2 separate regions of the Homo sapiens genome follow, and region 2 is linked to region 1. A link is a contact called in ENCODE Hi-C data. All regions are on one chromosome and are shown on one strand. Each heading gives the region's core, a stretch centred on a gene start or an enhancer-like site at or near the end of the contact. The rest is flanking DNA. Distances are from core to core; before and after follow the strand shown. Region 1 overlaps MBNL2 (muscleblind like splicing regulator 2). Region 2 overlaps DOCK9 (dedicator of cytokinesis 9).

What was found. A loop is a pair of places that touch in the nucleus more often than their neighbours do. Pooled maps may share reads with other maps.
Region 2: a map of breast epithelium shows a loop between it and region 1 (35-fold over the local background). The contact joins two enhancer-like sites. A Hi-C loop is called at or near these places in 1 of 168 maps with a recorded cell type or tissue (breast epithelium), 1 of 37 single-sample maps with no recorded cell type and 3 of 50 pooled maps.

The regions. Positions count from the first base shown.
Region 1 is chr13:97,357,331-97,362,947 of GRCh38, forward strand. It overlaps MBNL2 (muscleblind like splicing regulator 2), which reads left to right. Exons shown (of 9, transcript NM_001382683.1): 7 at 152-305. Among named protein-coding and RNA genes, the nearest start is that of RAP2A, 74 kb to the right of the region's middle. RefSeq lists a silencer at 2,390-2,459. Within about 2 kb of position 2,186, at least 6 of the 41 ENCODE cell types and tissues checked have a DNase peak (open chromatin) inside an H3K27ac peak, as active enhancers do.
Region 2 is chr13:98,851,723-98,857,339 of GRCh38, forward strand. It overlaps DOCK9 (dedicator of cytokinesis 9), which reads right to left. Exons shown (of 53, transcript NM_001366683.2): 34 at 4,176-4,309; 35 at 1,686-1,800. Among named protein-coding and RNA genes, the nearest start is that of DOCK9-AS1, 22 kb to the left of the region's middle. RefSeq lists an enhancer at 2,087-2,396. Within about 2 kb of position 2,236, at least 4 of the 41 ENCODE cell types and tissues checked have a DNase peak (open chromatin) inside an H3K27ac peak, as active enhancers do.

The sequences.
Region 1 (5,617 bases), core at 936-3,435:
CGACATTGCCGCTGTTTAAATTAAGGTGCATGGCAGAGGCATCTCCTTAGCTGTCATTTTTAAAAAGAATGTTGCAATTGATGATCTCTGTGAACATGGAAGGTGTGTTTGCTTTAAGTTAGACATATCTTATCGAATTCTTCATTTCTAGGCCTTTCCCCCTGGTGCTCTTCATCCTTTACCAAAGAGACAAGCACTTGAAAAAAGCAATGGTACCAGCGCGGTCTTTAACCCCAGCGTCTTGCACTACCAGCAGGCTCTCACCAGCGCACAGTTGCAGCAACACGCCGCGTTCATTCCAACAGGTATGTGCCCTTACTGCCCTACGTCCTGTGCCCTTCTGGTCATGTGCTTTCTTCTCATTTCTCTAAGCTGTTTGGTGGCATCTAGTTTGCTTTTGAAGGTATAATACAGTTTGAAATTCATCGTTGTCCTAGCTATCTAAATGTATTTACCTTACTTTGAATGATAGCTAAAGACTGTTAGGATTCTAAAGCCAAATATTTGATAGATTGAAGAGACAGATTTAACCCATGAGAAACAGCAGTTAGGGCTTTTGGTTTCTTGTATTTGCACAAGCCCTGTAAAATTGTTTATGTAAATAAGACCTTTTATGTGTGACAATTGAAATTTGTCCTTAACTCTGAATGACCTAAAAATAGCAATTCCAGTAAATACTAACCATTTTTTTCTATTTCTATTCAGAGCACTAAAACAATGAGGCTATTCAAATTAAAGCAATTCTCTACTCATATTTTTATATTCATTCTATCTCTTTCTCCATCCTTCTCAACTTTCACCAAGTTCACAAGTATATAGAGCTCTTATCCTCAGTGTCTAAGCCAATGCCTGATACTATTACGTACGATGTGCATTAACTATGATTCCACTAAAAGATCCATTGTAATAGTCATAGAATCTTAGAGTTTAAAGGACTCTTAGTGATCTCCTCATCCAGCTGATTGTTTTACAGATGAGAAAACTGAGGCCCCCTAAATGAGAAGTGACTTTCCAAGGTGCCACAACTAATGAGAAAAAGAACTGAGTTTCCCTGTGACCAAACCCATTTACATCACATTCTACCACCTGGGCCCGCCTATATATACACATTCCACAGAGTTCTCCTGAAAAAAGAAAAAAGCAGATAAAAGTGAATTTTTAAATAACTGACCCCAAAAAGTCAGATAAAAGTAAAAAAACAAAAGTATAAATCATGTCATCCCTCCCCCATTTGCACCGACATCTCTAACCACAGACACACACACGCACACCATACGCAAAGATAGTCACCATAATTGACCATGTTTTTCACCTTTTAGTCAATGTTAGAAGCAAGGGGTAACTTAAGTCCTGGTGGGAAGACCATCCATTGAGTTCTTTGAAAGTCAACATTTTTCAGCCCACGATAGTGAAATGAAAGTAAATATAAATGAATAACAATTCTAACAAAAAGAGTTTTTTGATTCAAATCCATTAGTTTGAACTTTTCGAGCTTATTATCCATTTCCTTAAATCCCATAGCTTATCAGAGTTAACATCAGAGGGAGGTAAAATATTTCTGTGATATTCTTTGTATAAAATCTACACTTTGAAATGGATTAGTAACCTGTGAACAATACATATTTTAGTTAACATATAAATTATGTGAGCAAAGTGGTTTTCAGTGTTTTTTTCTTATTTTAGTTTTGAACCTGTCTTAAACTCACAGACTTGTAGAAGAAATCTCTAATTCAGTATTTATTAGGAGTTCACTTTTGCCCTATTACAGCCTTAATTAGTGACATCCCAGTGCTGTTACAGCATAGCAGTGTCTTAATATGTAATCTAATTGAAATAACACATTTGTAAAATAATTACTAGAAGGTAAACTTACGTTAATGTCCTGTGTGGTTTCTACAAAGTGTGTCATTGTAGACCTCTTGGCCACTAGATATTTTAAGATAAAAAAAAAAAAATTAAGGAAGAATATACTGAGGGGAAAAACGTAAAAGGAGAAGCCTGTTTCTGAAGAATGGATGTTACTGCCATTACCATGTCCTGGGAATACCTATGAAGCTCTGGTGCTAAGCCTGCCAAAAGAATCTGAAGCCCTCCAGCACATGTTTAACTCTCAAACCCAACAATGACTGATTTGTTAAATCACTGAAAGAATCATCACTTTAAAATGTTTCACCTTTTAAACATTTTAAAGCAAGGATAAACATTTCCAAAGCAAGGATAAACAACATCCCTTACGCAACGACCTGATTTTTGTTGATGAAATGTATCTCATGAAGGACCCATACGGCTACATTGGCTGCTGTGGTTGTGTACTTCCGCCCTCTGGTGGATTCTTTAAGAACAGCTTAAGTGTGTCTGGCAACCCTCAATACAGTGGGCTTTGGAAGCCAAAAAGTGGGTCCTAGCGCACCAATACAGTGACTAGAAGGGTTTCCATTTCTTACATGACATGAATATCAGAGTGAACAAGCATGTGGATCTAGTGTTCTGAAATGGTATTTCAACTGCTAAGAATTTTCACATTTCTCTTAAATGAGGAAAGAGAAAATAATTTTATTAAAAGGAAATTAAAATAATCTTTCTCCCGCTTAAACCCATACCAGGAATTTTATTGTTCATTTTAGCTTAAGTTTTTGCTTCTGATTTTCTTTCTTATAAACCCATTTTCAACTTTATTTCTAAAATGATAATGGTAATAATCAATCATTGTTCATCATTGTTGGTTTGAAACCTCTGCAAATCAAGTGAAGATGTTCAAAAATAATTATTATAACTTGGTACATAGAGGACCCATTACTTTTAAATGAACAGATTTTGATTTTTCTATAAATGTTTTACGTAAACATAAATATGAAACAAAAATAGCATTTTTGTTTTAACCATTCATAGTTAAAGCTTTTGATATGATACTAAAATTCTCCCATTGACACAATGTGAATTTGGATTTTAGGAATTCTGCCTCCAGGTTGCAAAGATATTAATATAAAATTTTATGCAAAATATGAGAGTCTTCTCCCAAACTATGCTAAGATAATTATTGCCCTGCTTGATGGCCTAGCACATTTGCCATGGGTGGGAGTTTTCTTTTTTTTTCTTTTTTCATTGGGATTATTTTAACCAAGTAGTTAGACTTTTTCTTTTCTATGTTAGGAAAGTGGCAAAACCACACACACTTACAAAAATAGCAGCATAATAATTCTTGGCATTTCTCTGACAGGTTTATTCTAAGTTACTGTAAGTGTTCTTATAGACATTATCTCATTATTCTTCAAGATGTTGCAGTTCTGTTAGTGGCAGGCACGGTTATTTGCATTTTGCAGATGGAAAAACTGAGGCTGTGTCTACACCGCAAAGTGGAACTACCCAGATAATTCTGGCTCACAGATACGACAGCTGAAATATTTGTGCAACTGAAGCAGAAAACATTTGAGAAGTCTTTGTTCATAGAATTGGTGCCTAGTGAAGTGCTTCAGCTGATCAGAACAAAGGCAACCCACAGAAGCCTTCCTTGATTTATTTCATTATACTGGAAGTACAGAATAAGTAGAACAGGGGACAGTGCCCAGATACAGCCTAATTATGAGAAACGTGTAAATGTTACATCAGATTATCACATGACTTGGTGAAAGATTGATCAGTGTTTAGTGGCATCTGTATCTGCATAAGCACAACAAAATTTATTCCATTCAATTCATTAAAACATACCTTGAACCCGTGGTATGTTCTGGGTTCCAGAGCCAGTAATGAGAATACAAAAGAGTTCATAAAGAGGTGAAAACCAAATATTATACAGAGGATGAAGGAGTACCTGAGGGTCTGGGCAAAGCTATTCGAGAGTGAAGGAGAGGAGACAATGAATTCTGCCTTCAGCATGTGCACCAGGTGGTGGTTACGAAGGATATGGAGAAACAAGACTTTCTGAAGTAGGAGAAATTTGCCTAGGAGTTTGAAGAGAAGCAAGATTTTATCAGTGGGGGAAAAGCATCCCAGTTGGGACATGGGAAGAGTGTACTTGAAGAATAGAAAATTGTCCATTGTAGCTATAACATGAAGTACATACAGGGTATATGCAGAGAGTAGAGGATGGGAGTGTTGTACAAAGGCAGAGATGGGGCTTGCTAAGAAGATCAGGACCAGAATCTGGCATTAAGGGAGCCACACATGCATAAGTTATGCATTTCCAATATCACATCACTATTAGGCCACTTAGAGAGAGAGGCTCATGGAATTAATTTGGTTAAGGATTTCAGCCACATCCAGGACTGAAGCCAAAGTAACATGACTGATCCTAGCCCAGTGTGGCTACAGGAGCTGTGGATTATTTGCAATCCCAATGATATTCACATGCATGGCACAGCAAAGCTCTCCAAGACACCCCCCTCCACACTGGAATGAAAGAAAAATAAGAGCGGATTTTTATAGGCGTAATTTTTTTTTTTTTTTTTTTTTTTTTTTTTGAGACAGAGTCTCGCTCTGTCACCCAGGCTGGAGTGCAGTGGCATGATCTTGGCTCACTGCAACCTCCGCCTCCCGGGTTCAAGAGGTTCTCTTGCCTCAGCCTTCCAAGTAGCTGGGGTTACAAGCGTCTGCCATCACACCTGGCTAATTTTTTTTGTATTTTTCGTAGAGACAGGATTTTACCATCTTGGCCAGACTGGTCTTGATCTCCTTGACCTTGTGATCCACCCACCTCAGCCTCCCAAAGTGCTGGGATTACAGGCGTGAGCCACTGTGCCCAGCCATTTTTTTATGAGTACAAGTTGAGTGCCCCTTGATCCAAAATGCTTGGGACCAGAAATATTTCAGATTTTGGATTTTTTTTTCAGATTTTGGAATATTTGGATTACATTAACAGTTGAGCATCCCATATTTGAAAATCTGAAATCTGAAATGCTCCAAGAAGGATTTTCTTTGAGGGGTATGTCAGCACTCAAAAAGTTTTGGATTTTAGAGCATTTTGGATTTGGATTTTCAGACCTGGAATGCTCAACCTGTACTATGAATGAAAAAGTAGAGTTCAGTGAGATTAAAAATAGAAACTGACTTGATGGCATGGGGAGGTAGGTAAAATAACAATTGAGCATTTTCTAAAGAAGTGACATATACCCTGAGATCTGGAAGATGAAAAGAGTGGGGTGAAGATTATTCTAGGCCAAGGGGACAGCTTGTGGGAAGTTCAAAAATAGGGCAAATGTGTAATGTGTTCAGTTCAAAGAAAAGAAAAATTAATCTGTCTGGAGCATGGTGCCAGGGAGGTGTAAGATGGCCTGGGGAGGTAGTCAGAGACTAGACCACACGGGACCTTTATCCTAAAAGCAATGAGAAACCACTGAATGGTTTCCAGCAGAGGAGTGGCCAGGCCTGCATTTGGAAAGATCTACTCTGCCAGAAGCTGGAGAATGAACTAAGGAGGGACGAGAATGGAAGCAGGAAGACCACTTAGGATGTTATCACATAGCCAGCCTAGAGATAATAGTGACCAGGACTTCAGATGTGGCAGTAGTGATGGATGAACAGATGAATGCAAGCTGCATGCTAGAAGCAGGATTGCTTTGGCTGATTGGTCAGCTGGACCCAGGAAGTTCACAAGGGGAAGGGGTGTGAGGCATAACTTTCA
Region 2 (5,617 bases), core at 986-3,485, 1.5 Mb after region 1:
TCTCTGGAGGCAATTTCTCCCCCTAACCCATATGACACACAAAAGCCAATTGTAGGTAGATTTTTAGAGTTCAATGTGAAAATTTAAATAACACTGCTTTCAAAGAAAATATGAGAATATTTTCATGACCCTGGGAGTAGGAGAAGATTTCTTAAATGGGATGCACACACACACAAATTCTAATTATAAAGGGAAAACAATCGATAACTTGAAGAAAATTGAGAGAAAAATATATTCTAAAATTGTTTTGAAGAGGTGGTTGCATTTTAAAAATATGTGTATGACTTTAAAGAATAACTTTTACTTGAATTCAAATGTTCTTGTATATTTGTCTTCAAAAAGCAGTTATGTTCTTATTATAGGTCATATTCAATATTTGAAATTTAAAATATTTTTAAAGAAAACTTTAAACAAAGGAAAAACAGAATTATAATGCTCGCTGAAACTCATTATTACCATGAAGCAAAGTTTAGAACTTTTGACTTAATGGGAAGAATTTCAACTTTATAAACCCAAATATGAGACTAAGTGCCCTGTGCTAGTGTATTTGGTCATCATTCAGGGAAACTCTTGCTCGTCTGTTCTTTTTTAAAAACTAGCATTTTAAAGTAACAAATCAACAGAAGAACGAATTACCCAGTCTTTATTTTAAGGGCAAGAGGGATTTTCCTACCATCTGAGCTAAAAAGTCAGGCTGTACCTTGGCTGGGGTTGGGGAAAAAAAAAAGCCAGGCTGTTAATGCTGCTGAAATGGAAGCTTGATCTAAAAGAAATACTATTTTCAAGCAGAAATACCTTCCACTGGATGTTTAGTACACACCTCCCGCCCCCAGATATAAGCAGCACAAGAGGCCTTCAGGTTCTCAAAAAATGGCACTTTGTTTTTAGGAGAGTTCATCCTAATTCAATCACCTTAATGAAGTTCACAGCACACCTTTTAATTCGTTGTAGGAAAAATAAGATTTTTGCCCAGGATAAGAACTGCGACATTGTTTACTGGGATTGTTTATATTACATAGCCAGATACACAGATGAGCTAACAGAGTTGAAACTGTCCTGTCACACACATTTGCAAGCCTTATACGGTCCAGATAGAGCATTCATAGTTCTGCTCATTCTTATTTTAAAATGTGGTTGTCAAACCCTTAAACAGAAACATAATCTACTATGATACTACCATTTCCATTAGAAAACTAAAATAACATATCTCCCACTTTGAGCCAGGAATATACACACTCTAAATGGAAGGAATGCTTAGGTCCCCCCACAACATATATTCTAATTCCAGAGACTAACACAGTTATTTAAGTTGACAGTAAGTTTGTCTGGACGAATAAAAATTTTTTTTAAAGCCAAAAGCTATTTTATTTATGTGCTTCTATCTCCTTTAGTTAAGATGGCAGGTCCCAGTTTAATATAAATTTAAGAAATAGGCCCATTCACATTTTGGAACTCATTTTCTAGAATAAAATAATTAAGGAAATGATTTTCCCACAATAAGGTTCTTATTTCTAAGAACCTTAGTCAATGAATTGCATTTTAACAATTACATTTAGTCAATGAATATGCATTTTAAACAAGAAAATCCTTTGAAATCTTTGTATCATTTCAACTTATTACAAGTTAAAACCAAACAAACCAAGTGCTGAAACGAGCAAAACAGAAATCTCCATTTTTTAACCTACCATCAGACATGCTCTTTAAGATGTAGAGGAAACACATCAGTAGGCTCTTAATCTCAGACTGGTCAAGTTTATCACAGCGAACCACGGAATTTCCCAATGTGCTACTTTGTTGGTGCTAAAAAGAAAATACAGGTGATTTTTCTATTTAATTACGGGAGGAAAACGTGTTTCCCTTTTCTCCCTTGGAAGAGAAAGACTCTTAGAATCAAGTCAGATCATACACATTGGAAGGTGCAAGTAACTTGCTGACAATTAAACCACAGGCACCCTTTCGCCCAAATATAACACACTCAGATGCTGCCCATGGAAGCCCTAGCTTGTCTCCTCAGCACGCTCTCCTGAGGGACAAGCAGAAGGCACAGACCTTTCTCACTGGATAAACACAGCTTTAGCTATGCCAAGTAAAACCTTCTGAGATGCCAAGTATATTGAAACCTCATGCAAGAAAGTATGTGTGCTAGGATCAAGAACAGAAACCATGACTCAGAAGACACTGCACAACCAACCACCTCCTGAGGACAACAGCCGTGGCTGAAACAGCAAGTGCCTGTGGTGCTGCTGTGACCAAAGCACCCCAGAACCTGGAGCCCAGGCGCCATCACCCAGGGTGCATTATGGGGCGTGCTGTGGGCACTGCTCAGGGAACACAATAGGCAGGTGCCCAACCGGGACAAACAGGGACACGTCAGCACAGCATGGCCAGAGGTCCTAAACTGATGAGGTCACTCCCTCATCAGCTTAGCTCAACACTGCAAACGTCAGAAAGCTTGGGGCAAACAAGAGGGCAATTTTGCCACTAGGCAGCAGGTTCTTGTGGAAAAAAAGCAGAACAAGAATCTCATCATGTGATTGCAAACACAGGAGATTTAAAAACTCTCCCAGTTGAATTTCCAATTGAAATAAAAAAAATTTTTTTACCAAATATCAAAGCAAAAACAATAGTGGAAAAAAGATGTTTTATTCAAGGTGCTGGTGGCCAATTGAAAAAAAAATTATGCGTGTGTGTGTGTGTGTATATATATACATATATATATCAGGCTTAATAAAATATGTGAATATTTTCATTTACAAAAAAATACAGGGGAAATTAGTGGCAAAACTGGTATGGATGCACCCTCTGGCCTGCCCACTTGATCAGAGCCACTGGAGAACTTAGTACTTCCGGCAGTGGGAGGGAAGGTGTTGCATTCAATGTCTCCTCTGGCAAAGGTGGAATCATTAGAAGGGAAAAATCCACAGTGACCCGGTTTTTCCTGGCTGACTGGCAGCTCTCCTCCTCCTCTTCAGCACTGCGTATGACACAAGCAGAGTGCCTTCGGAGCAGCTTCTCCCTCTATACATGAAGGCATGTTGGGGTCAAGGGAAAAGTTCAATACGTCATGACACACCCAAACTGAGCTGCTCGCACCTCAACAGAACTGCATTTAATGGTAACCATGTCAATGCCAGCCATGGGATGCGTGACAAGATTATAAACCTGATGCTGAGGAAGGATGTCTTCCGGGTGTTTTTGGAGAACTAGGGATAAATCCCTAAATGGCTCAGCTGTTTATTGGGATGGGCACTTGCCTGTAACTTGAAGTAACTTAGAAAATCTGTGCCCAAAGTGATACCAATCTACCATGGCTCCAGGTTTAAACCCACACTTTATCCTTTCCTACAAAGTTCCAAATGGTCTGAGCACTTAGTAGTTTCAAGAAAAAAGGCTAAGTATGAGGAGGAAGTGTTGTGTTGTGGGTGCGTGCTGTGTGAATAAAGTGATTTCTTACCCCTGAATCACCTATATGATCAATTATTCTCTGGAGCTGGCTTCAGACCTAACACCCTTGTGGGTGGAGAGCTGTGTTGATGATGGTGTCTCTGGTATAAAGACTACAGGGAATTGGCCAGGTGTAGTGGCTCACGCCTGTAATCCCAGCACTTTGGGAGGCCGAGGCGGGCGGATGACGAGGTCAGGAGTTTGAGCCCAGCCTGGCCAATATGGTGAAACCCCATCTCTACTAAAAATACAAAAATTAGCCGGGCGTGGTGGCTTGTGCCTGTGGTCCCAGCTGCTGGGGAGGCTGAGGCAGAGGAGTCGTTTGAACCCAGGAGGCGGAGGTTGCAGTGAATTGAGATCGTGCCGCTGTACTCCAGCCTGGGCGACAGAGCGAGACTCTGTCTCAAAAAATAAATAAATAAATAAAAAGACTACAGGAAATTGAGATGGGCAGCATTTTGAGTCCCTCCCCGTTCAACCCACCAGAGCCATTCACTCAAGACGCTCCACTGCAAACCCTGCCCAGGATCTGAGGTACTGGAAACAGGAATCAGAGCACTTCAAGGAATGGGCCCCAACCTTAAAGCTCTCATCACCTACTCCAGGTCAGCCGGGTGGTTTAGAAAAAAACAAAAGGTCACACTTAAAAGGCACTAGAACATGAAGTACGTTTACTTTGGGCTAAATCCATTGATTATAAGAAACATTTGTGTTGGGTGAAAAGCAATTACCTTATCCAGGGAATTGCTCTTCTCACTATTCCTTTCTGGAAGGCTGTTACCCGAATCTGTGCTTATGAGAGATCCTCTCGAATCAGCATTTCTCACACTGTTGATGTTTGGAGTTGAGGTTGTATATGGAGAAGCTAAATGGAAATCAAGCCAACAATAAAGTTTTATTAAGACAGAACAAAATAAAGATGAGTACTGAACTTTAAGGGAAATTGCTTTTATTGCACTTATTTTTTCTGTTAGGAAGTTGGCTCAAGAGTTGCATTCCATTACTTCACCTTTAAAGAACCAGGTCATATACAATGAGATAAAAAGAAACTAGTCTGAAACATTCAGATGTAAACATCAATTCACTTGTTAGAAACCACCTTTGATCGCTAAAGACTAAATGCATACCTGTTTCAGAATGTGATAGAATGAAGACTTAAAAAAATTAAAAGATAAATCCACCTACAACTATCAAATCACAAAATTAAACCACACAACAAACTTGTAGCATTCAAACTGGTAATAAACACTGAGGAGCCTACCCAACTCTGAGGGGTGTCATGGGGTATTTTAAATTTTCGAGGAGAACACAGTGATATGTGACCTCAGCCAGAAGCTGCTGTTTCAGCAGCAGGTTGTGCTATGCTCCTTTTGAAGACATATTTGTGAAGCTGGGTATTTGGGGGCCTGCTATGATAAAAGGCAAGTAATCAATGAGGGACAGGAAATGCGAATGGTGCTGGCCAATCTGACCCAAAGGCTGAGAAGCTGTCAGTGTCCAACAGGTACACACCACCCATTTGTAGTGAGTTGTGGTTATTAAAAATAAAATTAATTGTTTCCTTTAAATTTATGTGTATTATTTCTTTTAAGTGCCTACTAAATTGTTAGGATGTAAGTACTTATTAAGTTATTTGGTCCTAAGTACCTAATAAAGAGAACTGCTGGGTGTGTCTTTCAGCCTAGGGATGCCACGAAATAAAGTGACACTAAGGGTGCTGTGAACGGGGAATATCTGGGAATCTGCTATAAACAACTATGAGCAGAAAGGAAATCTAATGTGGAAATAAAATTTGTGATGTCCATGAAAAAAACAGTATTTGAAGGCAGAAATCACTCCCTATCTTGGTACTATGGAATTTTTTAAGGTAATAGATTGACTTCCTGCTTAGATAAGATTTAAATAAATCACATAATTTAAAACGACTCTTTGGACTTGTACATTCCGTGCTGAACCAAAAGGCGTGCCTCCAGCGGAAAGGCCTGGCTGGTTTGGCAGATGGCATCAGGAGATTTGGACTCTGTGTCTGGCAGCTGTGAGCACACATTCTCCCAGACGCAAGCTGAAGATGCCATTACTTGGCACTTCACAACAGGCTGGTTGTTTTCAGATCTCAGTAGGCAAATGAGCTGCCATGGACTGGGATACTTCTAAGTTAAAAAATAAATAAACA